2 separate regions of the Mus musculus genome follow, and region 1 is linked to region 2. A link is a loop called in an ENCODE intact Hi-C map of the cell type or tissue named here. Cell type or tissue: left cerebral cortex. All regions are shown on one strand. Links, peaks and the distances in the headings refer to the core of each region. The heading gives the core; the rest is flanking DNA.

The links. Peaks named below come from ENCODE experiments on the same cell type or tissue, not always from the same donor. Only the 100,000 strongest peaks of a DNase experiment are listed, where the experiment ranks them.
Region 1: a loop joins it to region 2, with 2.8 times the contacts of the local background. A loop is called at or near these places in 15 of 42 quality-filtered maps.

Annotation. Positions count from the first base shown.
Region 1 is chr11:83,038,082-83,053,371 of GRCm38, reverse strand. It overlaps Slfn10-ps. Among named protein-coding and RNA genes, the nearest start is that of Slfn2, 19 kb to the left of the region's middle. In left cerebral cortex, for the core only: no CTCF peak of the experiment used is centred there; DNase peaks (open chromatin) are centred at 7,540 and 9,373.
Region 2 is chr11:83,184,865-83,200,154 of GRCm38, reverse strand. It overlaps Slfn4 (schlafen 4), which reads right to left. Exons shown (of 8, transcript NM_011410.3): 6 at 14,709-14,887; 7 at 12,591-13,630; 8 at 9,939-11,492. The coding sequence starts at 14,845. The coding sequence ends at 10,861. Slfn3 (schlafen 3) reads right to left here and starts at 8,825. Exons shown (of 3, transcript NM_011409.1): 1 at 8,747-8,825. In left cerebral cortex, for the core only: a CTCF peak has its summit at 7,825 (motif pointing right); DNase peaks (open chromatin) are centred at 7,837 and 8,862; H3K4me3 peaks cover 313 bases.

The sequences.
Region 1 (15,290 bases), core at 4,637-12,636, 150 kb after region 2:
TCCTTATGGACAGGTACTGAGAAGAAGGCATTTGCCAGATCAATAGCCGCATACCAGGTGCCAGGAGATGTGTTAATTTGCTCAAGTAAGGAAACTACATCTGGTACAGCAGCTGCAATTGGAGTTACTACCTGATTTAGTTTTCGGTAATCAACTGTCATTCTCCATGATCCATCTGTTTTCTGCACTGGCCAGATAGGAGAGTTAAATGGAGATGTGGTGGGAACCACCACCCCTGCATCTTTCAAGTCCTTGATAGTGGCAGTAATTTCTGCAATTCCTCCAGGAATACGATACTGTTTTTGATTCACTATTTTCTTTGGCAGAGGCAACTCTAAAGGCTTCCATTTGGCCTTTCCAACCATAATAGCCCTCACTCTACAGTTCAGGGAACCAATATGAGAATTCTGCCAATTTCTGAGTATATCTATCCCAATTATACATTCTGGAACTGGGGAAATCACCACAGGATGTGTCCGGGGACCTACTGGACCTACTGTGAGTAGGACATCAGTCAAAACTCCATTAATCACCTGCCCTCCATAAGCCCCTACTTTAACTGGAGGGCCACAATGTTTCTTGGGATCCCCTGGGATCAGTGTCAACTCAGAACCAGTATCCAGCAGACCCCGAAAAGTCTGATTATTTCCTTTTCCCCAGTGTACAGTTACCCTTGTAAAAGGCCGTAGGTCCCTCTGGGGAAGAACTGGAGAAAGGGTAACAGCAAAACCTTTGAGTGTCTTATCAAGATCCTTCCTCAGAGGAACCTGGCCACCCCTTCATTCAAGGGGTTCCGGATCTGCAAACTGTCTCAAGTCTGGAAATTGATTCACTGGCCGAGATTGCTGTTTACCACGATCTAATGTAGCCTTTCTTTCATTTGTTTGAGAATTTTTCTGCTTATACAGATCAAACAAATATGCAGTAGGCTTCCTATGTATTTCATTCCTGGAAACACCATGATTGATTAGCCAGTACCAAAGGTCCAACCGAGTCATGCCATTATAAATTTCACCTCTCCTGTGCTGACCATTACTGGGTATGTTATTATAAACATTCTTTTGTCTACGCTGTCCATTATAATAACTAGAATCACCTTGTCTCGGGCGATTCAATGCTGCCACCTGGCCCTTGTTACCTCGGAATCCAACTAAACCCAGTGAATTTAATTCATCTAATTGAGCAGAAGCATCTCCAATGCTAAGATCTGGCACAAGGAAAAGGGAAAGAACAAAACCCTTCAAATGTGCTGGTGCCCCTCTCACCAATTTGCGTCTTATAGAGCTGGTGAAAGGCATATCTTCTGGACCTTCCCATTGTGGACAATTATGCTTTACACAATATATCCACTCTAGCATTGCAATTTCCCTAAGTCTTAAAATCCCTTCATCAACACTAAGCCACGGAATATCAGGCATCTCCAAGTCATTTCCAGTAGGCCATCTTTTGATAAACACCTCAGCCAACCATTCAAACAAACTTTTGACACCTTTTTTAACTATGCGAGCTTCCGTATTAAACCTAGAATCTCTACTCAGAGGACCCATGTCAATAAACTCAGCCTGCTCTAGTTTTATGTTCCTTCCACCCTTATCCCACACCCTTAAAATCCATTCCCACACATATTCACCAGGTTTCTGCTTGAATGAATTAGCAAACTCATTAAGCTCCTTAGTAGTGTAGCGAATTTCCTCATGGACTATACTTTCTACCTCCCCTCTAGGAGCCTGTTTTGCTTTGAGTCTGGTTACAGGTCTAGAAGAAACTATTGGTGGGCCGTGAGCAGACTCTGCAAAATTAATTTCCTCATGTGGGGAAGGCATTATTTCAAGAGGTGGGGCTGAGGGTACTACTTCCTCAGGTGGGGCAAACCCTTGAGAATCTGAGGATTCAAAATTCTCAGCTTCAACATGGTCTTCCCACACATCCCCGTCCCATGTTGTAGGATCCCATTCTTTGCCAATTAGAGCCCTTACTTTAACTGTCGACACACTCTGAGGCTGAGACTTGAATTTTCTCTGTAGTTCAGCCAACCTTACAATGAGAGTTTCTGTTTGATTTTCTGCAACTTGAGCTCTATTGCTACAAGAGAGAAGATTCTCCTCAAGGACACACTTAGCAACTTTTAGATCGTTTACTTGTGTCTGGAGCCTTTCGATTTTATCACACAACTCCTTCCTTTCATTCATCATTTTTTCCACAGATACTAAGAGCAGCCAGCCAGTAAAATCATTTTTCGATTTTTTCCCCATCTTGTAGAAAGCTTTGTGCACTGAATCACCTAATTCATTAAGAAAATCAAGGGCATTAGCTTCTTTAAGTTCGGAATATAGTTTCAACCATGGGTCTTCAAAATTCTCTGAGCTCCCAGGAGGGAGAGAATCTGGAGAGGTTTCAATATTTGAAAGTGCTGGTGGATCAACAAGCCAATTCCAGAATTTTAAAAGATTCATCCTTGTACTTCTGTTACTCTAGAACCACTCCTGGTACCAACTTCTGTATTAGTCAGGGTTCTCTAGAGTCACAGAACTTATGGATAATTTCTAAATAGTAAAGGAATTTATTGATAACTTACAGTCGGCAGCCCAATTCCCAACAATGGTTCAGTCGCAGCTGTGAATGGAAGTCCAAGGATCTAGCAGTTACTCAGTCTCACGCAGCAAGCAGGCGAAGGAGCAAGAGCAAGAGCTAGACTCCCTTCTTCCAATGTCCTTATATTGTCTCCAGCAAAAGGTGTAGCCCAGATTAAAGGTGTGTTCCACCACACCTTTAATCCCAGATGAAAGGCATAGCCCAGATTAAAGGTGTGTTCCTTAACTCGGAGATTCAATCTTCTGGAATCCATAGCCACTATGGCTCAAGATCTTCAAACCAAGATCCAGATAAGGATCTCCAAGCCTCCAGATAAGGGTCACTGGTGAGCCTTCCAATTCCGGATTGTAGTTCATTCCAAATATTGTCAAGTTGACAACCAGGAATAGCCACTACAGATACCATGAGGTGCTAAGAAGAAAGTATATTCTTTTGCTTTAGGATGAAATGTTCTATAAATATGTTAGATCCATTTGGTTCATAACTTCTGGTAGTTTCACTGTGACTCTGTTTAGTTTCTGTTTCCATGACGGTCCATTACTGAGAGTGTGGGGTGTTGAAGACTCCCACCATTATTGTGAGGGGTGTGATGGGTGCTTTGAGCTTTAGTAAAGTTTCTTTTATGAATGTGGGTGCCCTTGCATTTGGAGCATAGATATTCAGAATTGAGAGTTCATCTTGGTAGATTTTTCCTTTTACCAGTATGAAGTGTCCTTCCTTATCTTTTTTTGATAACTTTTGGTTGAGAATTGATTTTATTCGACATGAGAATGGTTACTCCAGCTTGTTTCTTGGGACCATTTGTTGGAAAATTCCTTTCCAATCTTTTACTCTGAGATAGTGTCTGCCTTTGTCACTGAGATGTGTTTCTTGTATGCAGCAAAATGCTGGATCCTGTTTAGGTATCCAGTCTGTTAGTCTATGTCTTTTTAGGGGAATTGAGTCCATTGATGTTAAGAGATATTAAGGAAAAGTGATTGTTACTTCCTGTTATTTTTGTTGTTAGAGGTGGAATTACGTTTATGTGGCTATCTTCTTTTGGGTTTGTTGGAAGAAGATTACTTTCTTGCTTTTTCTAGAGTGTAGTTTCCCTCCTTGTGTTGGTGTTTTCCATTTATTATTCTTGTAGGGCTGAATTTGTGGAAAGATAATGTGTAAATTTGGTTTTGTCATGAAATATCTTGGTTTCTCCATCTATGGTAATTGAGAGTTTTGCTGGGTATAGTAGCCTGGGTTGGCATTTGTGTTCTCTTAGGATCTGTATGACATCTGCCCAGGATCTTCTAGTTTTCATAGTCTCTAGTGAGAAGTCTGATGTAATTCTGTTAAGTCTGCTTTTATATGTTACTTGACCTTTTTCCCTTACTGCTTTTAATATTCTCTTTGTTTAGTGCATTGGTGTTTTGATTATTATGTAACAGGAGGAATTTCCTTTCTGGTCCTGTCTATTTGGAGTTCTGTAGGCTTCTTGTATGTTCATGGGCATCTCTTTCTTTAGGTTAGGGAAGTTTTGTTCTATAATTTTATTGAAGATATTTCCTGGGCCTTTAAATTGGGAATCTTCACTCTTTTCTATACCAATTATCCTTAGGTTTCATTGTGTCCTGGATTTCCTGGATGTTTGGGGTTAAGAGCTTTTTGCTTTCTGCATTTTCTTTGACTGTTGTGTCAATGTTTTCTATAGTGTCCTCTGCCCCTGAGATTCTCTCTTCTATCTCTTGTATTCTGTTGGTGATGCTTGCATCTATGACTCCTAATCTCTTTCCTAGATTTTCTAACTCCAGGGTTGTCTCCCTTTGTGATTTCTTTATTGTTTCTATTTCCATTTTTAGATCTTGGATGGTTTTGTTCATTACCTTTGCCTGTTTGATTGTGTTTTCCTGTAATTCTTTAAGAGATTTTTGTGTCTCCTCTTTAAGGGATTCTAGCTGTTTACCTGAATTCTCCTGTATTTCTTTAAGGGAGTTATTTATACCCTTCTTAATGTCCTCTATCATCATCATGAGAAGAGATTTTAGATCCAAATCTTGCTTTTCCAGTGTGATGGTGTATCCAGGACTTGCCATGGTGGGAGAACTGGGTTCTGATGATGCCAAGTAACCTTGGTTTCTGTTGCTTATGTTCTTATGCTTGCCTTCTGCCATCTGATTATCTCCAGTGCTACCTGACCTCACTATATCTGACTGGAGCCTGTCCTTCCTGTGATCCTGGTAGTGTCAGAACTCCTCAGAGTTCAGCTGTCTCTGTGATCCTGAGATTCTAGGATCCTGTGATACTGAGATCCTGTGTGTGTCAGAGCTCCTGGGAGTCAAGCTGCCTCTGGGACCCTGAGATCCTGGTGTGACCAAGCTCCTGGAATCCTGGGATCCTGGGATACTGTGGACCTGGCCATGTTAGAGCACATGGGAGTGGAGCTTTTTCTGGGTGTTGTATGACTTGCTTAGGAGTTCGCACCCAAGGTCTGCTCAGGGCACTGGTCCAGACTGGAAGGAACCTGTGCCACTAGTCAGGTGGAGTTCCTGGATGCCTGGGTCCCACTGGTCCCAGTTACTCCTGGTTCATCCTTCTGAGCTCTTCAGATCATATCCACTCAGGTGGCAAATGATCTTGCTGGGGATGACTCAGAGGAGTATAGGAGCGTGAGAAGAAACCACAGGACTATGGTCAATGTAGGCAGAGCACCTGTCCTCACTCTTCAGCATTAATCTGCCTACTATAGGAGTGGCAGTGAGAATACTATACACCTTTGGAACATCAATGTCCTAAAGCTCTATAGCAGTAAAAGATGGCCTTGTGACTCAAATATTATACAGATACCTCAGGCTCAGAATTATCAAATTCTGAGATAATCTCAATGGATAAGATTTGTTTCCAGTCACCAAGAGCTGTACTAGCATTTAAGCACTTCCCAGTCTGAACCCAGATTCTGTCAGATTCTGCATCTTTATTGGTTAGTATCTGTCCTTTTTGGTCTCCTTGACAGTTTCTTTGGATGTTTCCTCACCCGGAGGCTGTGATAGGCAACACTTTGACTCCCTGACCTGTGAATGTTTCCTGATATGCAGCCTGAATAGTAGCTCAGCTTTTACTAATAGATTTCCAAGCTTTTCCAATGCTTAGCCACTGCCCATCATTCACCTGCTGGAGGAACTCCTGTCTCCACATATCCTGGAAGTGGATTTGATGCTTGTGAGGGCTGTCTGTAAGCACCCCGCTTACTTACCAGACCAAGGTCAGCTAGTATGGTCTCAAGGAAGTAAACCAGACCCATTGGAGGGGACACAATATGATGGAGGCTGTGACAATGTTATCGAGATCAATCAGGCTTTTTATCCCTTTATTAGAAACAGAATATAGTGCCAATTGCCAGTCAATACATTTGTTGTTGCCAGGATACAATGATGATTGCAAACATTATAGGCTACACAGACTGGCCTCTAAGACTAATTGTCCTGTCAAGTTTCCATGCCTCATTGACTACTAAAGGAACACAGCAGAGAAAAACAAAGTGACCTGGATGCTTTACTGCCTGAGGGAGTGCATCAGTCTCTCAGCAACAGGAAGGCAAGTTGTGCCCCAGGAGCCATGGACTCCAACCTGAAAAACCTATAACACATGCCTCTCACGTTCAGCTAGGCCAGACTGACACCATGGTTCCTTGTAATTCCCAGGTTTTGGTTTTTAATTTTAGGCTATGCAAGACAATCTTCAAACAGACATGGAATAACAAATCAATACTAAGGCTATAATGCGTCCCAGCAAAACCAACAAAAAAACTTCTCAGACACATCACTATGAAACAGAGTGTAGAAGACCAATTAGAAACAGAAAAATATCATAGTAAATATCTTGGCCATGTTTTCTGCAGCAATGGGAGAGGGTAATCCAACTGACTTTGAATGTTAAGTGGTTTACATTGCATTGTGCAAGGTCTGAACATACTCAAATTATCATATGACCATCTTAGCTTGGGGAATAATAAGATTAGCTATGGGGGCACCAACAAGACCTCAGAGTCACTGACATGAATAGGAATATTATTCTCTTCCCAGTTAACAAATGAAGCAAAAGAAGACCAGACATATAAGCACAGCTTATGTTATGTTATGTTATGTTATGTTATGTTATGTTATGTTATGTTATGCTATGTTATGTATGTTTCATCAGGAACAGATGCATTTAACAAAGACACATAGTAAGAAACAGCAACTCAGCAGGCACACCTAAGACTTCATCAATTCTTTCTCCCCAGTCACTAGTTTCCTCCTCAGAGTCATTGTTGATAGAGAGACCTTGTTCTTCATGGCTCCACAATCCTTTCGCCCCAGTCTCATCCTTTTCTTCAGGTATAGCCTTTGCAAACACCTTAGAAGCTCTTCATCTGACTTCCACTGGTCTAGTTAGTCTTTCAGTTGTCCACACCAACTTTTTAGCAGCCTGAGGGAAACACACAAAGATAGCCATAGCTTCAATGAATTGCTGTAACCCTGTGATTCAGTTGGCTAGGCATAGCATCTCTCCAATGAACCAGGACCCTGAATTTCTCTCTGGAGAGGTTAAAAATGTTCTACAGCAGAGAGGCCATCCTTACCCAAATGTAAAAAGTATATATAATAGAAGATAAAATATTGTGACAAGTAGCCATATTACCTTTCTCCCTCTCCTTTATTTTTAAATAAAGTTTAAGTTATCCTTTAGCTCTTTCCTAAAAGATGAATTCTGGGGGTTATATGGGATGCCTGGGATATAGGTTATGCCAAACTGTTGGCAAAATTGTTGAAAAGGCTTGGCAATGTATGCAGGAGCATCGCCTGCTTTTAACATTTTGCAGGGACCTAAAACAGCAAAAGCTCTGAGTAAAAACATAAAAATATTCTTCACTGCTTTTCCTGAAAGGGGAACGGCAAAAATGAACACTGAGTGAGTCAGCGTCTACAATGACACAAACATATTTCAGCCTCCCTAAGCTAGGGACATGAGTAACATTCATGTGCCAAATGTGATCTGACAATTTTTGGGAAGTTCCAGGGCAAGGGGTGGCCCTATTTCTAGGATGGCTTCCTTTTTTGTCATGAGACAAAGCCTGCTGTCCTGAGTTGGGGTGTTTTCTAATATATTGCCATATGTTGGGCTATTTGAGCCTTTTGTGGGTATACTCAGTATCCCATGGCTGCCAGAAAGTTTAAAGCATAAATGGAGTATCTCCGGAGTCTAACTCTTCAGGTCTACAAATAAAGAGATTATGTACTGAAATAAAGGGCTATTCTTTTGAACCAAGGACTCTCAATATATTTGGACTGCTGTTGTTGGGGGGTCAAGACCCAAAGACCACTCAGCATGATCAAAGTTTAAATTAGGCTTGGAGAGATACACTTCTCACAGAACAGCCTCAAATGCACATTTCAGGGAATTTTTTATTAGTTTATTTATTATGTATATAGTATTCTTCCTACCTGTCTACCTGCATTCCAGAATTGGGCCTCAGGCCCTAGTATAGATGGTTATGAGGCACAATGTGGTTGCTGGGAACTGAACTCAGGACCTCTGGAAGAGCAGCTATATTGGCTGGTTTTGTGTAGCAACTTGACACAAGCTGGAATTATCACAAAGAAAGAAGCCTCCCTTGAGGAAATGCCTCCATGAGATCCAGCTATAAGGCATTTTCTCAATTAGTGATCAAGGGTGGGAGAACCCCTTGTGGGTGGTGCCATCCCTGGGCTGGTAGTGCTGAGTTCTATAAGAAATCAGGCTGAGCAAGTCAGGGGAAGGGAGCCAGTAAGTAACATCCCTCCATCCAAGCCTCTGCATCAGCTCCTGCTTCTTGACCTGCTTGAGTTCCAGTCCTGACTTCCTTTGGTGATGAACAGCAGTATGGAAGTGTAAGCTGAATAAACCCTTTCCTCCCCAACTTGATTCTTGGTCATGATGTTTTGTGCAGGAATAGAAACCCTGACTAAGACAGCAGTCTATGCTCTTAAACTCTGAGCTATCTCTCCAGCCCTACAGGGAGATTTTTCCTTATTGGATATTTTCTTTATTTACATTTCAAATGTTATGCCTTTTTCTGGTTTCCCCTCAGAAAAAATACCCTCCTCCATCCCCTCCCCCTGCTCACCAACCCACCCACTCCTGCTTTCTGGCCCTGGCATTCCCCCACACTGGGGCATAGAGCCTTCATAAGATAAAGGGCCTCTCCTCCCACTGATGTCTGAGTAGGCCATCTCTGGTACATATGCAGCTGGAGCCATGAGTCCCACCATGTGTGCTCTTTGGTTGGTGGTTTAGTCCCTGGGAGCTCTGCGGGTACTGGCTAGTGAGAGGCTCTGCCACTGCCTCACAAATACAGAGGTGGATGCTCACAGCCATCCATTAGACTGAACATAGAATCCCCATTGAAGGAGCTAGAGAAAGGAGCCAAGGAGCTGAAGGGGTTTGCAGCCCCATAGGAGGAACTACTGGGAGATTTTAAAGACAACACAGAAAAACTACATCCTTGTTGCAGTTGCAGGGAAAAATAAAGCATAAAGCAAGCAAGCAGTCTAACAAGAGTCAAAAATATACAGTCAGCTTGGGCATTTCCACCTCGAGTTTCTAGAACATGGTGGGGGGCTTTCCCCCGACACAGGGCTTTCCATGGCAGGGGTAGAAAAGGTGTGGGTGGGGGCCGGGGTCAGTTTCAGTTTAAACCAAGATGGTTTCAGCTGAGTCAGAATAGAAGAACCTTTGTCCTGTTACACCATCACCAGTAGTCAGAGACTTGTTTGGGAGGCACTAGCTAAAGAGCAGCTCCCACAGAAATAATATATGATTCAAACATGAATCATGGCTTAGGATGGTGAAGCGCAAAAGAAGACATCCATGAAGTCAAGGACACTGAACCCCAGTTTCATTAGGTAAAAACCAAACTAGTGCCGGGCGTGGTGGAGCTCGCCTTTAATTCCAGCACTCGGGAGGCAGAGGCAGGTGGATTTCTTAATTGGAGGCCAGCCTGGTCTACAAAGTGAGTTCAGGAAAGCCAGTGCTATACAGAGAAACCCTGTCTCGAAGGAAAAAAAAAACCAAAAAACAAAAAACAAAAAAAATAAAAAAAAAAACAAAAAACAAAAGAAACCCAACAAAACAAAACAAAACAAAAACCTAGTAGAGGTACTTGGGACTGCTGAGTGTAGACGAATCTCTCCTTCATGACTTGCCCTTAGATCCTGAAGCAATCCATACTCCCTCCACAGCAGCTTATGATACTAGAAGTATCGAGATGTTCCATGGGGATGGTGGGGTGACACAAGATCATAACTGAGGAAAAAAATGATATAAAATGCTCAAGTCTCTGCCATGCCTTTGGTTTAAAAGGACACACACATGCCTGGTACACTCAGGGGGCAGAGGATGGCAGTGAATCCTATGGAACTGGAGTTGCAGGCAGTCATAAGCTGTCATGTGGGTACTGGGACTTGAACCTGGGCTCTCTAGAAGAGCAGCCCATGCCTCTAATCTCTGAGCTATCACATTCTAGTCCCATTATGAGTGTCTTTTGACTAAATAAACAGCAGTAAAATATTAATTATCTATCATGGAGTCTCTATACCGCAGGATTGTGGATCTCCTTGAGGGACTATTTCTACAGCAGACTTGGAGGTGTGGTTCTTTGCCACCTTTGCATAGAGCACTTTTATGGAAGGAAGGTTCCACTCCAGGAAACTAAAAGGTCTCCTTCTAACAAAATTGTAGGACATCAGAAAGACCTAAAAGATAAGAGAACCTAATTATCCAAGTTTCCCTGTTCATACTTCAGTGAACCTTCCCAGGTTCTAATCAACATCAGTTTTCACATTTTCAGGCAGGGACCTGAACTGGGTTCATTAGGCAGAGGATGACTTTGCACTTGAAAGGAAAGTAACATTTTACCCAAGACATTAGGCCTCAAGTTGCTTAAGCGACTGTGGTGGTTTGAATATGCTTGGCCCAGGGAGTGGTAGTATTTGGAGGTGAGGCCTTGTTGGAGGAAGTGTGACACTGTGGGTGTGAGATCTAAGACCCTCATCCTAGCTGCCTGGAAGCCAGTCTTCTCCTAGTGGCCTTCAGATGAAGATTTAGAACTCTCAGCTTCTCCTGCACCATGCCTGCCTGTATTCCCACATTGATGATAATGGACTGAACCTCTGAACCTGTAAGCCTGCCCCAATTAAATGTTATGAGAGTTGCCTTGGTCATGGTGTCTGTTCACAGCAGTGAAACCCTAACTAAGACCGTGACCTTCAAGCAGAAAAAGCAATGCTGGAACAACCACAATACTCATCCTCAAGCTTTATTCCAGAGTCACAGTAACAGAAATAGTGTGGTACTGGCACAAACCCACACATGTAGGCCAGGGGAATAAAACAGAGGTCCCAGAAATAACCCACATAGTTACCCCCTAAGCTTTGACATAGCCATAACAGACAAACAAACAAACAAACAAACCCATACATTGGTACATTCAGGAGAACAGCCTCAGCCAGGAGGCAGAGGCCATCCTGGTGTACAGAGCAAGTTACAGAACAGCTTGTCTTCAAAAACCAAAAAGAAAAAAAATGGAGGAGGAGAATAAGGAGGAGGAGGAAGAGGAGGAGGGGGGAGGGAGGGAGGAAGGAAGGAAGGAAGGAAGGAAGGAAGGAAGGAAGGAAGGAAGGAAGGAAGGAAGGAAGGAAGGAAGGAGAAGGAGAAAGGAAGATGAGGAGGAGGAGGAGGAAGAGGAGGAGGAGGAGAAGGAGAAGGAGAAGGAGAAGGAGAAGGAGAAGGAGAAGGAGAAGGAGAAGGAGAAGGAGAAGGAGAAGGAGAAGAAGAAAGAAACAACCTCTTTAATAAGTGGTACTAGGAAAGCTGGATTTCCACTCACAGGAAAATGATACAAGATCTGTATCTTTCACCCTGTTTAAAACCACCACCACCACCACCACCACAACAACAACAAACATTTCAAAAGTTATTCAAAGCTTTAATATTAAGACACAAAACTTTGGTGAAAATACAATGAGAAATGTACATATACATACATACATACATACATATATACATACAAAGAACATAGGCAAGGATTTCTGAAAAGGAGTCTAGTTACACAAGAATATTCTCAAAAACTGACAAATTAGACTTCATGGAAATAACCTTCAGTGCAGCAACGGAAGCATTGCTAGAATGAGGAGACACCCTGAATGATAGGGGAACCCTTTGCCAGTTATACCTCAGATACAGTATTAATACAATTATTATATTAATTATATTAATAATAGATGAGTTAAAGCCTTCCAAAATTAAACATCAAGAACAAATCAACAAATCCAGTTAATAAGTGAGCTAATAAAAAACTACATAGCTTTCTCAGATAGAGAAATATAAATTACTGATAAATACCTTTTAAAGTTATCAATATGCTTGACCATCAGGAAACAAAAATTAAAACTGCTTTGAGATTCCATCTCACCCCTGTCAAAATGGCTGCTGATAACCATGCAACTCCTAACTGAAGGAAATGAGATCTGAAGAAGTGGTATCTAATTCTATCTAGAAAGCTGCCTGCCTAAGCAGGAAACTGAGTTATGAGCTGAAAAGCCCAAAGAGGAAGTAGGATAGTTCTGTGGCTCACAGATAGATAGATGAATAGATGGATAGATAGATAGGTTGATTAATTGATAAATAGATAGATAGATAGATAGATAGATAGATAGATAGATAGATAGATAGATAGACACACATGTACTCATACACACATACATATATAATAGTAGGTACATAAATATGTGCATGCATACATATATAATAATAGATACATACATGTATACACATGTAGTTGTATAATAATAATAATAATAATAATAGATAGATAGATAGATAGATAGATAGATAGATAGATAGATAGATAGATTAAAATATAACAAACACAAAATAATTAACACTCAAATCCCTTTCTCTCTTGTTGACTTAGTATGAATCTTAATTAGGGTCTTAATGCTGTGAAGAGACACCATGACCAAGGCAACTTTTATAAAGAAAACATTTAATTGGGGCTGGCCTACAGTTTCAGAGGTTCAGTCCATTATTGTCAGGGTGGAAAGCATGGCAATGTACAGGCAGGCATCATGCTGGAAGAGCAGAGAATTCTACATCCATATCAAGGGCAGCAGGAGGAGACAGTGAGCCACTAGACCTGAATCAAACTTCTGAGACCTCAAAGCCCACCCCCTAGTAATGCACTTCCTCCAACAAGACCACACCTACTCCAACAAGGCCACAGCTCCAATAATGCCACTCCCTAGGAGCCTACAGGGGCCACTGTTAGTCAAGCAAACACAGTAAGTATATGCTTTTTGTTTCCATTTTGCTTAGCGGCAACTCTGGGCTCACACTACCTGGGTTTGACTTGTCACAGCTGAGTTGCATGCTACTTCATGAATGATGCAGAAGCATTTCAAGGGAACACTAGGATTTAAGGAAGAGCGAGGAGAAAGAAAGAAGTGGGGAGAAGGCGGAGACCAAAACACCAAGAACAATCCGAAAGCCCAATATAGCTAAGGTTCAGAATTATTAAAGTTTAGTTTATAAGCACATTCTGAGTCTCAAGCTTCCCGGTATTTAGTAGGCTTTCTATTTGGTCTCTTCCCGCGGCCGGGAGAGGGCGGGCAAGGAGGAAATCAATGCCACCTCCATGCGCCCTGGGACCTGGAGCGCGCTCGCTGGGACCTGGAGCACGCACTGGGACCTGGAGCGCAAAGGACTTGGACTTCCCGGCTCTGATTCTTCACGAGTTGTTTAGAGACCCTCGGATCCCCTCCACCTTCACCGAGGTCTAGCCCACTAAATCTAGGACCGGGTAGCCTGAGCAGCCCAGAAGCCAAGGTGACATCCGTGTGTCTCTCCTGCCTGAAAGCTGGGATATTTTATCAGACTCAGCGCCTCGTTCCTTTAAAAGTAGGTGCTGGTTCTATGAAGGCTCTACACTCCAATATAGGGGAATGCCAGGACCAGGAATGGGAGTGGGTGGGTTGGGGAGCGGGGGGGGGGGGGGGGGTTGATAGGGGATTTTCAAAGGGGAAACTAGGAAAGGGGATAACATTGGAAATGTAAATAAAGAAAACATCTTTTTTTAAAAAGTAGGTGCTGAGTACTGCAGGGGCCTGAGGGTGAAAGGGGGTGATCAGGGTGGGTGAGAGACTGACCAACCAGTTCAGCACAGGAGAAAGGGGATGCAGAGGAGCGAAAGAATGGGGGAGGGAGTCTGTCTCTGTCTCTGTCTCTCTATCTCTGTCTTTCTCACTCTGTCTCTCTCTCTGTCTCCCCCCCCCCCCCCCACACACACCTCTCTTTCTCATTGAGCAAGCTCTCAACAGGAAGTCTCTATACTGGCAGACCCAATTACTCATAGCCTGTGCAAGTTAGAAACTACAAGCTGGGACTTGAGAGATGACTCAGTGGTTAAAAGCACTGACTGCTCTTCCAGAGGTCCTGAGCTCAATTCCCAGCAATCACATGGTGACTCACAAACATCTGTAATAGGATCTGATGCCCTCTTCTGGTGTGTCTGAAGAAAGCAACAGTGTATTCTAAATATTATTATTATTCTAAATAAAACAAATTTTAAAAGAAAGAAAAGAAAAGAAAAGAAAGAAAAAGAAAGTACAAGCTGAAGATTTGAAATGACAATGTTGAAAGGGATTCTGCAGATGCCACTGAGCGACCCCTCTCTCTAAGATACTGTCTTTAACTGAGCAAGGAGCCAAGAGGCAGAAATAGAATAGCTACTATCTCACCCAGGGTTTATAATCCAGAAGCTATGGAAAAGAGCCTAAGACCGGGGGATTTCAGTTTCCCAACTAGCACACCTTCTAAAGCCTGTTTCCTTTCTGTCCTGGTTCTTCCCCAAGATGGCCAGTCCCAATTTGTTTTGCCCAGTGTACTGCCCCAGCCCTTCTAGTGTCTTGTGTGTTCCACTCTTACTTTTCTACACACAGTCATCAGAGGCCTAATCTTTCACCGACTGTTTATATTGTTGTGTAAGGGAGACAGGATCACATTTCTGCAGGTCTCAGGGAATGGTGCCATTACTATAGACCAGTTGTCCCACAAGGCCCTACAATCCTTCAACATTGGCAAACATCCTCTAGTTAGGCCTTATTCTGGGTCATATGACATTTTTAGGATTTTACTCCCCCCCCCCAAAAAAAAAAAAACCACCTCAATTATATACATCTGGAGAGATGGCTCAGCAGTTAAGAACACTTCTTGTTCTTGCAGAAGACCCAGGTTCAATTCCCAGCACCTACACGGCAGTGAGCAACTCTCATAACTTTGGACCCAGGGGATCTGATGCCCTTTTCTCACCAGGCACCAGGCAGGAGATATACAGACATACAGACATCTGTAACCTAAACCTCTACCAGGCCCACTGCTTGCCTTTCTCCTCCTCTTCACCTTCTCCCAGCTCCTGGACCACCATCATTTCCAAACTTTGTTGCTCAGGATTCTGTTGTTTCAGTCCCTCAGCCTCCTGCTCCATCCTTAAGTTCATTCAGTGCTGGCTCTCTCTCCTCCATGGTAAATATTGTGAATATTCCCATCTTAAAGAGAACTTTCAACTTCTCTTTCTCTATATACATTCTCTCTCTCTCTCTCTCTCTCTCTCTCTCTCTCTCTCTCTCTCTCTCTCTCTCTCTCTCTCCTCTTTA
Region 2 (15,290 bases), core at 4,316-12,315:
AAAACTCTCTGAGTGTTTTTCATTCCATGGAGCAAAGGTGGGTAGAGACAGAAGCCAGGTCAGTGATGGAGGCTAGGAGGGGTCAGAGCAGGGGCTGAGCTCCTGGGCAAAGGTGGGTACATGATTTTTAAATTTACATGCAACAGTTCTTATACAATGTCTTTGTTTATAATTTCCCACTAAGCACAGCACAATTAATGTCTTAAAGCAGGAAGGGGGAAATGTAGTGGGAATTTGATTTCTTTAAAAAAAAATAGAACTATTATCAGAAAACATTTTTGTTTTAATCCCAAGTGTGAACTATAGGACTGCTTCAGAGTGTCCACAGCAGCTGGCTGTGATTTGCCTCATGCTCCAGCAGAGGGATGTGTTTGCCAACTATGATTATGTGATGTTTGGAGTTCTGGAAACTCTTCAGAGGTTATTTAAATGCTAGGACCCTAGGAGGTGAGGTTGAATCTTGGTTGTTGTTGTTGGGTTGTTGGTTGCTTGCTGTTGGCTGTGGTTGATTAAGTTGTCTTGCCCCAAGAAGAAACAACAAGAAGAAATTAAATATCCTGACAGCAAAGATGAAACTGTCCTCAAGAACTCAATGCCTATAATGAGCAAAAAGTAGTCTAATGAAAATATTACCCCCTCTCTCTTCTGTTGACATTTAGTCTAGGCTCTGCCCCACAGTTACTTGGCAGCAGCTGTTTGCCCCCTCCTCTCTCCCTTGCTCTTGCTCTATCCTCTTGCTCCTGTTCCCCCTTCTCTCCATTAACCTCCCCCTCTCTCCATTACTCTCCCTCTTTCTCCAAATGCTCATGGCTGGCCTCTATCCCTCTACTTTCTCTCTCTCTCTCTCTCGCTCTCTCTCTCTCTCTCTCTCTGCCTTTCTTTGTCTCTACCCCTTCAATTTCCCTCCACATGTCCTGAGTAAACTCTATTCTCTACTATACCATCATGTGCCTGGTTTCTCAAGGGGAAGGGATGCCTCAGCTTTGGCTGGGAGAGGTACCTCCCCCCACCCCACTAACTGCATACCCACCAAATGTATTCTTTTCTTCCTTATCTTTTTAAAAACATACCACTTGGCGCCACATAACTTGGATTTAGAAACTCAAAGATTCACATCCGCTACCATGTGGAGAGCCATTGCTTGCTAGACCTACCCCCTCAAACTTCAGAGAACTGGTAAGCTCCTTCACTTCACTGGTCAGCATAAGTGTTCTTGAGCTTGGAGCCACCCCTGTGTTGCCTTTGAGGATGGAGACATTCAGTCTTTATGACTGGTGTTTTTACTGACCCTCGTTCTAGGACCTCTTAACAGTTGGGTGAGTCCCTTCCCCTTGAAAGAGATGTTCGTGACCCTTCCTCAGGCTCTTGGAGCCAATAGAACAAACTCCTAAGCTTAGGTGGGCTGCTTTTTTCCATGAGTCTGGGACTCACCAGCCGCTAGCATTTGCATGATGACTCAGTATGTCCCGACTGGCTGGACATTTACTTTAGTTGTTAAATTTTGTTATCAGGATGCCAGCCAGTGGGAACATTTTTAATAACTTCCACATCCAATGGAGAGGTCTTCCCCACTCATCCCTACTTACAGAGCAGAGCATTTCTAGGCCTAATTCACAGTTCTCAGCAAATAATATCTCTACATGGCTACTTAACTGGTAGTTTTAAAACAACTCTCTACCTCGTGATCCATAGGCTTTCCTTTCCCTTCCCTTCTTCATTCTCTTGTCCTGCCACTAGTAGCCACTTGCTCTGCTCCAGGCTCGCTGTGGGAAAAGCAAGTCTAAATCCTCCCTCCCCCTGGTGCTTCTGTCCCTGCCCAGCTGTCCAGCTTTCATGACAGGGGCACAAGCTCTACTGCCACTGTGGGGAAAAGCATTTTTAGCCCTGCCCAGGTAGATTATATTGGTGCTGCATACACAGCCCTGTGCCTCAACTGCAGCTGTTGCTGCTGCCATCTCATGGGAAGGCAATGGCAGCAGGAAGGTGGGGGGGGGGGGGGGGACGACGTCTCCCTCAGGAGTGCTTGCCATCTGGCCTATTGTGGCTCCTCCTGGTCTTTGGGCTTCAGGATGAGCATCTTCTGCCCTGGCCACAGCATGGGCCCGCCTGGTGCACACAAGTGTGCACCTATCTCCCTCTCTGAGCTGGCCCTGGTTGGAAATGGAACAAGTCAAATCTCCCGTGGTGATCAGGAGTGGGATTGAGCCTGTGAACAGCCTTCTACTCTCATTACATTATTTCCTACAATGCCAATCCCTAGAGCCAATCCCTACAGCCTCTCCCGAGCTCCTATGTCTGATGCTCTCCATTTCATTCTCAGTTTTTTCCCCGGGGAATCAGCACCTGTTGCCCAGACTTTGCAGCCTAGAGCTGGGGCTACTCGGTTCTCCTATGTGTCTTGTCTGTTTCCATGGACTTAGCGCCCACCAGATCATTTCGTGGTGCTGGCCTGAAGTTGCCCAAACACACTTGCTTTCTGTCCCCATGCCACGACCTCAAGCCATTGCTGGCAGCTCTCTGATTTCTTTCTGTTCTGGTCCACATCGACACTAAGCCAAGTGCACACTAGATACAACTGCCATTTGTCTCTTTGTTTGTGCATCTCTTCATGTGTTTTTATCTACTGATACAACCTGCCAAAGTCACTTAAGATAAGGTTTTTGTTCTATCCTGCCTTGGTAAATAATGATTTTTAAACAATATGAGGTTAAAGATCACTGCCTTTTATAAATATATGTTTACCATTATTTTTAACTGCTGTTTAGTTATAGCATACTCTATTTGCTAGTACATTGTCAAACAAGTAATTAAGCAAGCACAGGTTGTCTAACTGAGATATGTTCAATAGATACTGCTGTCAGTCTTGTCAGAAGTCTGCTAAATGTATTAATATTTAAACTTATGACAGACAGAGACTCCCAAAACCTGATAGTTATCCCCTAAGTTCTCCAAGAAAAAAAAAAAAGGACACAACAAGAAGAGTCCTTCCTGGATTGTGGTATGATAACCCCTGAGAAACATAACCATTGTTTTGCCTGATGCCAGGGCATGGTCTACACTGTGGACAAACAGGATACCCTGAGAATTAAATACCTCATATTGCCTAAGCCAAGGTGGGTCATTTCTCATTTCACACATATCTAACTACACAGAAAAAAAGGTTTTTGTGTTCTGGGCTTGAAAGCCAAACTGACTCTGCCCAAGTTGCCATGGAGACCTCAAGGACCTGGAAGCTGTTTATGTAGTGGACCATATATGAAAATCTGTCATTTTAATTAATACATGACTCCTAGATTATACTTTATTTTCAGATTTCTGACTCTATTGACAGCTAAGGTAACTGTAGCTTGACAGCTAGAAAACAGACCTAGCTCCTTACCCTAAGGTAATCTACCACTGTATTAGCTCATTAGTACATTATTTAACTAGGTAAGACTGCCAGATTCTTACAGACTTTACGATAAACGATCACAAGTTCAGATGTAAGCTTTCACACATATAACCTGTTCCTTTCTTACCTAAGCTCAGTTTCCAGTGAGTAAACGCTTCATGTTTCCTCTTTTTGCTATGCCACCGTTCTAACACTGTTCGGTAGAGTTCTTATACATTTGCTTAACCCTAATCAAACATCCCACAATATGAAATATTATGTTCTCTTTAATTGTCTTTTTACTAAATTTAAAGGATTTCTCGGTGATGAATCTACATTATCATGCTCAAATATAAGTTTCCCTTGGTTGCCTTTTAACTATAGACTTAAGGTGTTTCTCTTGCTAAACTATATGATCCACCTGTATAAACACAAGCTCAAATGTAAGTTTCCTTTGATTTCTTTTTAACTTTAGACTTAGGGTATTTCTCCAGCTCAACTATATAATCAACTATGTTTACAAGGTCATGGTTTAAATTTCCTTTGTCTCTCAGATGTAAACTGAACATTGGTTCTCATTTTGCTAAATTTATATATATTAAGTTTCCTAGACAGAAGGAAAAACCCCTTCTTCCTCCTTCTGCTCTCTAAATGTTTTGTCTTCCCTAAGCTCTTCTTAAAGGCTCTTCCTGTTGGTAACAAATCTGTCTCTTTTGTAAACTTATAAGCTACAGGAAATCCACTCAGATCTTCCTCTCATGGACCAAATAGACTCCATCCAGATAAGTACACCTGCCAGTCAATGGCCCAAGTTCTCACTTCCTATCTATTCCAAAGGGTAGGATTCCTCTCCTGTGCCCTGGAATTGGGACTCCCCTCACCAAAAATCACCAAGACCTAAGGGTATCAAATGTACACCTAAGAAAAAAATTTCTCCCAAAAGTACTTAACTTTATTCTCCACGTTTAATGTGTGCATGTGAGTGTGTGTGTGAGTGTGTGAGTGTGTGTGTGCATGTGAGTGTGCATGTGAGTGTGTGTGTGAGTGTGTGAGTGTGTGTGTGAGTGTGTGTGTGAGTGTGTGTGTGAGTGTTTGTGAGTGTGTGTGAGTATGTGTGAGTGTGTGCGTGTGTGCGCGTGTGTGCATGTGAGTGTGTGTGTGTGTGCGTGTGTGAGTGTGTGTGTGTGTTCCAGCATTTTCTTAAGTCCAGGTCTTTACTACATCCAGGACAGCTCCTGAGGAGAAATCCCCAGATGCTCCAGTCTTCTCTCACAGACACAGATGCTTCTACTGCACATGCTCCTTCCTCCCTACCCATAGATGGTTCCACTGAACCTGGACAGCAAGGAAACAGCCAACTCTCTGAAGACTGGACCAACATCTCCATAACCATTTTCTTTTTTTTTTTTTTAATTTTTTTTTTTTAAGATTTATTTATTATTTATTATATATGTAAGTACACTGTAGCTGTCTTCAGACACACCAGAAGAGGGCATCAGATCTCATTACAGATGGTTGTGAGCCACCATGTGGTTGCTGGGATTTGAACTCTGGACCTTTGGAAGAGCAGTCGGGTGCTCTTACCCACTGAGCCATCTCACCAGCCCCATAACCATTTTCTTACGTTTTCCAGAGACAAGTCACCCCCAAATCAGCAAGAAGTAGCTATAGATCATGACAACCCTATTCCTGCTCCACTGTCACCCTTTTCTAATTTTCTCCTTTTTAAATTAAACCAAAATGGGGAAATGTTGGCATTTAGTCTAGGCTCCACCCCATAGTTACCTGGTAACCACTAGTATGCCTGACTCGCTATAAAAGGGGCTACTTGTCTTCTCTCTCTCTCTCTCTCTCTCTCTCTCTCTCTCTCTCTCTCTCTCTCCATCCCTCCCTCCCTACCCCACCTTCTCTTGATTTTGTTCTATCCTCTTGCTCCTGCTCCCATCTCTCCCCATTTTTCTCACCCCACTCTCACCATATGCTCATGGCCAGCCTCTACTCCTATATTCTCTCTCTCTCTCTCTCTCTCTCTCTCTCTCTCTCTCTTTCTCTCTCTCTGACCTTCCCTGTCTCTCCTCCTTCAACTCCCCTCCCAATCCCCTGAATAAACTATTGTATACTGTACCATTGTGTGGCTGGTCCCTCAGGGAGAAGGGATGGCTCAGCTCGGGACTGCAGAGGCATGCCCTTCCCCACCCCCACCCCCACTCCTAACTGCACATTCCCCAAACATGTTACTTCTCTCCTTCTCTTTTTAAAAAACACATTTTTTATCCACTTTTCTCTTCTATCTGGTATTAGAGGATTGAAAGGGATTAAGAAAAGGGGAGAAGAAGGATGGTACAAGAACCCAAAAAGTAGGCAAAGTCCTGTTACAATTGGCAGCTCACTAACATCTGTAACTTCAGCTCCAGGGATCAGACAATCTTTTCTAGCTTCTGTGGGCACCAAGCACACACCGTGTACACATAGATATACATATGCAAAAATAATAATCTTAGTGTTCTATTGCTGTGAAGGGACAAAATGTCCAATGCAACTTAGAAAGTGCAACATTTAATTGGGGTTTGCTCACTGTTTCCAGAGGTTCAGTCCATTATCTTCAGTTGGAAGTATGGCTGTATGCAGGCAGACACCGGTTCTGGAGAAGCCAAGAGTTCTATGGCTTGATCTGCAGTCAACAGAAGGTGACTTTTCCTGACTGTTCCCCACAGCCAGCCAGGAAGAGGCTCTGATTCCATGCTGTATGGAGCATGAGCATAGAAGAATTTAAAGCCTGTCCGCACAGTGACATACTTCCTCCAACAAAACAACACCTACTCCAATAACGCACCTCCTAATAATGCCACTCTCCATGTCCCAGTACCGAAACACATCAATCTGTAGGGTCCAAACCACCACACAGACATGCACATAAAGTAATAAGAGATAAAACCTTCTTAAAATGCTCTAAACACTGGAGGATGAGGATGGATACTGAGAAATGGTGTCTGCTAGATATGACATGACTCAGGACTTTCTTTGGTATCATTAACTGCACAAGATCAAGACACCAGTGTTATTTAACATTCCAGCAGGCAGAGTCAGCTAGACTCAGTGGGCCCCAAAGAACTAATTAATGGAGAGAAAGAGAAAATCATGTGAGGTATGGCTCAGAAAATATTTAGGGAATGAAAGAAGGGAAGAGAGGCACATAAATAAGATCAGGATATAATGTTACACATAGGAAATTATCAAGAATTAAAAAAAGGTATTTTATTAAAAAAAAGAAAATTAAAGACAGTGAATCACACTCCTGGGCACATATCCCAAAACATCTAGGCCATTGTACAGGACATACCTGTATACTCATGTGGGTTATCTTCCTGTTCATGTTCACAACAGCAGAGTAACAGAATAAGCAAGGGGCCCTTGAGCAGGTGAGTGGATGAGGAAATCATAGCATGTGCACAATTAAGATCCCTGCATGCTCAGCCTGAACTGAGAGTTTACTCATCCATAAGGAAGAATGAAATGCATCATTACAGGAAAATGGGTGGAACCGAGGATTATATGTCATGAGTCATACAGAAAGACAAGTATTGGGTATTTGCTTTTACATGCAGTATACAGCTTTTTGAAAAGATTTTTTTGAATTAATTTTTTTATTAGGTATTTTCCTCATTTACATTTCCAATGCTATCCAAAAAGTCCCCAATACACTCCCCCACCCCATTCCCCTACCCACCCACTCCCACTTTTTGGCCCTGGAGTTCCCCTGTACTGGGGCATATAAAGTTTGCAAGTCCAATGGGCCTCTCTTTCCATTGATGGCAGACTAGGCCATCTTTTGATACATATGCAGCTAGAGACAAGAGCTCTGGGGTACTGGTTAGTTCATAATGTTGTTCCACCTATAGGGTTGCAGATCCCTTTAGCTCCTTGGGTACTTTGTCTAGCTCCTCCATTGGGGGCCCTGTGATCCATCCAATAGCTGACTGTGAGCATCCACTATTGAAAAGATTTTTTAAAGTTTTATTTTTATTCTATGGACATTGGTGTTTTGCCTGCATGTGTGAGGGAGTCAAATCCCCTGGAACAGGAGTTACAGACTGTTGTGAGCTGCCATGTGGATGCTGGGATCCTTTGGAAGAACAACCAGTCTTCTTAACCACTGAGCCATCCCTTCAGCCCCATCATATAGCTTTTAAAGGGTATGAAAGCACTAGGGAGACTTATGTAGGAAGAGGTCTATCATGTGGGTGGAGGGACAAGGGAGAGTAAAGAGGAACCCATGACCAAAGGACATTCCACAGATGATAATATTACATTGAAACACTTAATTCAGTGCAATTTAATACCAATTAATAAGAAAGAGGCTCATGAGATTGGAAAAACATCGCCATCAACAACACATCAACTTTCCTTCGGACTTTCTATTTGAGGTCTTTGGAAGCTGTAGTTGCCTTTGCTGTTTGAACACTAGAGGGCACTGACAGCTAAAATGACAACTACAGAACCAACCTTACAGTAATAAGAGTTGGTTGGTTGGAAGGCTAAGGTGGGGCATTACAGTGACTTGGCCTATATCACATAAATGCAACTTTCCTCACGGGGCCACTGTGGTTGGGTAGTCTGTCCTACACCTGCTCAGGCAGGCTCCTTTCCTCAACCTCTTCTGGCATGGTTCCTGTCCTCTACCTCTTCTGGCATGGCTGAACTCTGCTCCTTTCCTCTCGCTTCTTGGCAGGAAAATCCTAAAAGTCCCCCCTTTGTCTGCCCTGCCCAGGCATTGACTGTGGGCATCGTTACTTACCAACCAGAACCAACTGGGGGCAGCCACGAAAACTCTTGACCAAACTCAATGCAGTAAAGAGTGCATTTTATACAGGGCTTTTAATATGAAGTTTCCTCCCCCCCCCCCTATTTCATATATAGGCTAACTTATAATTGGATTTTTAAAACCTTCAGGTTGGATTTTAAAGTTAGCCTGGATGTGGAGGAAGGGAGGGCCAGCCAGGCGATACAGAAGGGACTCATGTGAGCATTGTGGCAGAAACTAAAACCACATGCTGGTCGCCTTGTCCTTTCTAGACAGCCTTCAGGGAGGGTGACTAATTACAGGAGCGGATATATTCAAAACATCGCTCAGGCCTCATGATTATTTTCTGTGTTTCCTTCTCTTGCTCTCCATGATCTGAGGATATTGTTCCTTCCGCACTGGTCAGTTTCTTCTAAAGAGGCCCCTGTGTGATTTCAGTTATATAGCAGGACTTTCTGACCCAGAAGCGGTACAAATGATGACACAGAGGCTTTTGGGTATTTTAAAGCTTAAGCCTATAGCTGGGCAGATTCCCAACCAACTTTCTAGTTCATCCCGATTAGTCCTGGCATTACCTTCCATGTGTGGCCAGCTCTGTGTCTCTGCTCCTGTTCAGGTCCGTCTTTCATCTCCGAGGCCCCAGGCATTTTTGGCGCGCCTTTGCTTTCTTTTACCAGAGTCCCTCCCCCAGGAAGTTCTGTCATCCACTTCCTGCCCAGCTCCGGTGAGGGTGGGAGGCAGAAATCAGAGTGGCTAAGGACCTTGCACAGTCATCAGTGTTCCAATGTCTAGCTGCACAGCTAAGCTGAGAATTCCCCAGGATGCCTGGCACTCTAGGGATTATGCAAGGATGCCTCTGAAACAGAGTGCTGTCCATTACATTCTCCTAGTCAGACTGGCTAAACCTCTGTGGGACACTTGCTTCAGTCCCTAAAATGTAGCATTATAAAAAATTAGCAGGTCATAAAAGTATCTGTGTGTAGCTGGGGGGCTGGGTGTTCACAGCTACACCACCATGTGGAGGTCAGAAGACAACTGGCTCGAGTCAATTTTCTCTCTCTCCTGCACAGAGATCCCTGGGGCTGGGCTCCTCAGGCAAGGTGGGAGCTGCCTCCATCCACTGAGCCATCACTTCACTGGCTCCCACTCTTAAGTCTTTCCCCAAGGTTTGTCCTGTTGACCTGAAAACCTGACTCTGCAGCCAAGCATGCCATTACTAGGACTCCATTGCTCTTTCCCAGTTCATGTCCCTACCCAGGTCTCTGCCCCACACTGTTACAGTCATCCTTTACTTGGGTTCCTCCTTCTGACTTTCCTATGTTAATCCAGCTCCTGACCTGATACCCAAAGAGGCTGACATTAGGCAGGCAGCTGCTGCTTTTGTTGAAACTCTCTGCCAATGATCCTCCCGTGAGTTCCCGTAGCTTTGAGAGTGCAACAACTTCCTAGGTCATACATGATGTGTCCCACTACTCTCACGACTTCACACTGATGTCACCTCCATGAAACAAGTGTTTCTAATGTGTCTCAGCCCCAGTGGCTGTTGTGTGGAGGCAGAATGGTAGGGTGATCTCTAGTCCAGCTACTGTGACAGGTGTCACGAGGTGCTCATGCAGCTATGATAATGTGTCTTCTCACTTCCTTGGTCTTCAAAGGTCTAGGCCATAACTCTGAAAACCACAATCGCAAATCTTCAAAACAACTAAAACCCCAAAGCCAGAAAAACTTATCCTGGAAAAACAATAAGAATTCTTTAAGAGAATTTGATGACGTTTTGTTAAGATCATTTATTTTAGAAATATTAAAATGGCAGAACCTTTGTTATCCAAATTTTTTTATGTATAACTTCTCAGTTAATAATGAAGCTTTGTTGAAGAAAGATACAAGTAGAAGAACTGTATTCATAAAAACACAGATCTGAGGACAGAGCACATGAAAAAATGAAGTATATTTTAAAGATGAATTGTATTGATAAAGAAATAGATCAGAGCAGAACATGGCTAAGGATAATGGGGCCTGTGAACACCCAACTCATAGCCCCCATTATCAGAACTGTCGTGATGGGCAACCAGTCTTTTGATGAACTCCATCAAATGTCACAACAGGTTACCACTGTATGTACAATAGCTGCTAAGGGCTAAATGTCGAGAAATTTTATCCTTCACAAACGTAGATTTACAATAAAGACATTTCTTCCTTTACAAAGGAAATACCAACGTTTCAATTAATGCGTAATACTTGCATGTAAACTCAATGCTGTAAATACCTGTAAAGGTATTATCTACAGCACAAACAACATGATGATACGAACATAAAAAAATACATGTCAAATCCTAAACGAACAATATCAACATCTTAAAATCCTGTTATCAATACTTCATCGGAAATGATCATATAAATAGAAAAAAATAGATGCCATGTTGTAGCCCCATAGAAACTGCCAGCATGGCCTAAGACCAGCCTGTAGACTGTCTTACATACAAGAGATACAATGTTTTCCTTTAAGACAGAATGTGTCAAGACAGACTGGAATAAGAGTTAAGATATTTCTCGAAAAGTAAACTATATAGTTGCATGCCTTTAAAAATGCAGACATAAAACGATCACTACAGTTTTACCTGGGTAAACTGTAGAAAGACTCATTACTTCCAAATATTTCAGCAAGAACTTTTTCTAAGTATCCTACTCATCAGATTCGAATATGAGTTAAGACATTTCTCGAAAAGTAAACTATATAACTGCCCACATTTAAAAACGCAGACATAAAAGAATCCCAGTTTCTCCTGGGTAAACTGTAGAAAGACTCATAACTTCCTAAGATTTCAGCGAGAGCTTTTTCTAAGTCCTTTACTGCCTTGGTAGTCAGATAATATATTTGGGGGTAACATATTTTCGCGCTTGAGTCATAAAGACACATTGTCTTATGACCCAAGTATGTTATCTTTACTATAATACCTATTTTCGCAGTGTAACCACAATGGTTTACCAACGTCTGCTTTAATGTTAGGGCAATTTGTTTATAATAGCCCTTTAACTCGGCGCCTAGTTTCCCAAGAAGACTGCTGTTGCCTTCCAGGTTCTCATCTCCCTGGACAAAGACATGCAGGGTCAGGAGACTGCCCTGGGAAATATGAAGCACATCCCAGATAACTTCCTGCTTCTCTTGCAAGCCCAGATCCAAAGCCCAGCTCTTGGAGACAACCAGTGTTCCTTTACGCAGGGAGCCCAATTCTGTCCGGACTAACTGCTCATAGCCTTCATGTTGTGAGAATGGTTTCATGCAGAGGGCTTCTGGAGAGCATATCACCTTTCCAGGCATCACTAGACAAGAAAAGAAACATAACAAATTATAAAAGTAAAAGTGCCCGGAATGTTGTGTGTGACACATCACCAAGCAGTTTGTAAATCCCACACTTTGCAGCCCAAACGAGAAGGTGAACACAAGATACCAAACACTGATTCAAGAACTGTAAGGAGGTAGATGCAAGGGGGACTTGGACACTCAAACGGCCAAAGAGGGAGCCATGGAAGCAGCTGAACATTCACAGTCTCAGAGGCTTGCTCTGAGGAACTCCACGGATGAGAAGAATCAGGGGAGCAAATGACAGACTAATGTTGAGGACAGAACCTAGTCAGGTGATGAAACAGGAGAAAAGCATGGAGAAATGGGGAGGTTCCAGAGAGCAAAGCGGGGAGCAGAGCACATTGCCAGAGCTCCAGAGTTGGGGAGAGGACACCTCAGAGAGGACCACAAAGGAGGCTAGGCTTCCCTGGTGAGCACAGACTGGCAGTCCCAGCCATAAGGTAGCATACAGTTCTTCAAAGCCTTGTATCCAGTAAAGGAATTTGAAGGGACCTTCCACTGACAGGTTAGAGACACAGAGGAAATTTCTTTTGTTTGTCTCCCTATCTGAGAATGTCACATGTTTCCAGGTGCTATCTTGTGTGTGTGTGTATGTGTGATGATCAGTGTACAGGAAGTTCAGTGTCCATGCAAGGCTGTGCTGCTCAGCTCTGATGGAAAAGGGCCTGCCATGAGGCCAGGCCAGGCCAACACTCTCACTGTTCTGCTGCAAACAGCAGGGCTGCATTTCCCCCTGGCCTGAGACTTGGCAGTGATGTCAGCTTAACCTGCTGTGGCAGGTGACAAGACCCTTGAAGGGAATTATGAGGCCTGGTTCCTCCATGTTCTTGCTCTAGTTCCAGCTACTGGACAAGCACGCTGTATCTGATTTGGCCATTGTGAAGGGAAAAGCTCACAGCTTTATTGAAAGCAGTGAATATATTTTCCATAGGGAACCAGAGATCAATAAACTAGCTGTTGATATTTGAGGAGTTTTCAGGTTGCCCAAGCCCAGAAAGCAATCTTCCAACTCCCTCAGCCCAATGTAAACTGATTATTAATCTCTGTTCCTCTACCTGCAGTGGCATCCATCTGGCGCTTCACCCATTCCTCTGTGGTAAACCTCTTCACACAGCTGCCTTCCACGTGCCAGGACTCAGGCTCTGCAGCGAACACTGCACAGCAGAACTTCTCCACTCTGATCGCGCACACATATGCACACACAGCTCCGGATTTGTGCACTTCGATGAATTTGCACGTGTACTTGATCTTCTCCTTCTCCTCACAGAAGTGAGTGACAGGCAGCTGTTGGATGCACTTTTCTATTTCACTCTCTAGAAGCACGAGATCGCTCTTCTCTGCTTCAAAACCAATAATTTGCTGCGTTTTGCCATCCAAGCCAATGAACAAATATCCCCCATCAGTGTTTGCAAATGCAGAAACAGTTTGAGGGAGGAGCTCTAAAATCTTTTCCTTAGGAGAAATCTTTTCCTTAGGAGTCAATTTTACTTCAGCATGTGTGGATTTAGTGAAACAGAATGTCTCCTCATAGGCAAGCCAGTCTCTGTTAAATAAGGAAAGACATTCATTTAGTGTTTCATTACAGACTGTTTTTCCATGGGAACTTGGTCTGGATTTGAGGAACTGCACTGCATCCGCTGCTTTCAGTTCAACTGAGAATGAGAAGATTCTCTTGTACAAGTTGGTTTTCCAGGTGGCGATCCCCGGACCTCTCTGATTCGGCTTCCATGGTTTCACAAAAACGAAAAAGTAGTCGTTGTACTGCATGAAGTCTAGATAGTCATGAGGAAGGTGCAGGATACCAGGCAAGGGATTTACCAAATCCAGTCCCATTCCATCTCTGGTGAAGCTGTAGTTTTGATTTTTAATGTGAGCCTTGACCACACCCCCTCCAGAATTCAGCAGGGTGCACACAGCCTGTAATATACTTTTGGCTTCTTTTCTTCTCAGTTGGCTATCTTTCATTGAATCCCTAGTCTTCTCTCCGAGTGTGATTTCTCCTACAGACAGAACCAGTTCAGCGTAGTCCGTGTCCTGATCGACAGTGATGTTCATTTTGCAGTCACTGTCTCTCCTTCCCAGATGAAATCCTTTCCTGCAATATAGGCAGAGCCAGCGTTACCAGACAACACAACCATCTGAGCTGCTATGGAGGAGCAAGTGAGAAGGTCAGATGTGATTCTTTTTAGGGACTGTTGGGACAATTTTGATCTGACCACAATAATGGACACTCGATAAATTTTTAAATTTGAGTTCCTGATTGTATATGATCCTCTTCTATTTTGAATTAAGAAACTTCATTGGGCATGCACATCCTACATGGCACTGTGTTGTATAAGGTACTTTAAAATATTTTTAGCCTAATATATTTTATATTTTTATGTGTATGGGTGTTTTGTCTGCATATATGTATGTGTATCACTGAGATGTCTGGTGCCACGGGAGGTCAGAAGAGGTCTTGGATCCTTCGAGGATGGAGACATGGGTGCTTATGAGCCCAGTGTTAGTGCTGGCAATTGAATCCTGGTCCTCTGTAAGAGCGACAAGATACCTTACACTGTGAGCCAACACTGCAGCCCTACAAAAAGACATTTAACTTAAGTGCATTCTGTACACTGAGTGTGTTCTCCTGTCTAACTTCTTTGCTGTCACCATCCCATCTGTCCCCTATGCTCCCTTTGATAAATTCAGGTACACACACACACACACACACACACACACAAACGATTTCTCAGATGTTTATTATATACACTCTCGGAACCACATCTGAGAAGAAATGTGTGAGATTTGTCATTCTGAGACTGGCTTGGTTCACTTCATCTGATTCTGCCCTATGGTACCATCCCCTCCCCCTTCTTCTTTTGTGGAAGTTGGGGTGACAGTCAGGGCTTTAAATTTGTCAGCAAAATAATTCTCCAGGAAGCACAGCCTCTCTCCTGCTTTAATGTGGCTGTTCTCCATTCTCCAGCTCCCTCCTGGTGTGGCTTCCCGTTCTGGAATCCAGATCTTCTCTTTTCCTTCTCTCAGGACCTTTCGCTAATAGCATGAAGTCATATCTGAGCACTGCTCAGGAACACTCTGTAGAAGTCTTCGCACTTTCTCCATTTCTTCTGCCTGTCCTGATGTTGCTTTCCAGTTCTTTCCACTATGACAAAAACAAACCGTCTACATACCACGACGCCATCCATCTTCCTCGCTTGGCATGCCGTCCTCCCTGAAGAATATCCCCTGGACACTTGACTTGAACAGAGGGCTCTATGGATGTCTGTGGATTCACATCTTTCTCCAGCTGTGGGGTGTTTCCAGCCATCTCTCCTTCAGATAACTTCTCAACTCTTTCTGACTTCAGATTCTGGGGACAGAAACAATTAGTGTGCTAGTCTTCATAACAATTCTCCACACAGTGTTGGAGTCTGTGTGTTTTCTTCAGTTCCTACTTATGCTCCTTAGGCTTCAGGGTTTCATTGGTCTTTATGTTTACAGATTCATTTTTCTGCCTAGTGAGTCTGGTATTGAACCTTACTAAGTATTTCTTTTAAATTCAGTTAGTGAGGTCTTATAAGTCCTGTTTGGTTCCTTTCTGTGATATTGAATAATTTTATTCTCAAAATTGACTATCTTGGTTTCCATCTATAGTTAGACTAGCCCTCAGAATCCCAGGCAGGGATACTCCATCTTGTAGTAAGGATTCTCCTTCCCTCGTTGAAATGAGAGACTACATGAATAGAAGCCCTGCTTCCCATACTTGGACGGTG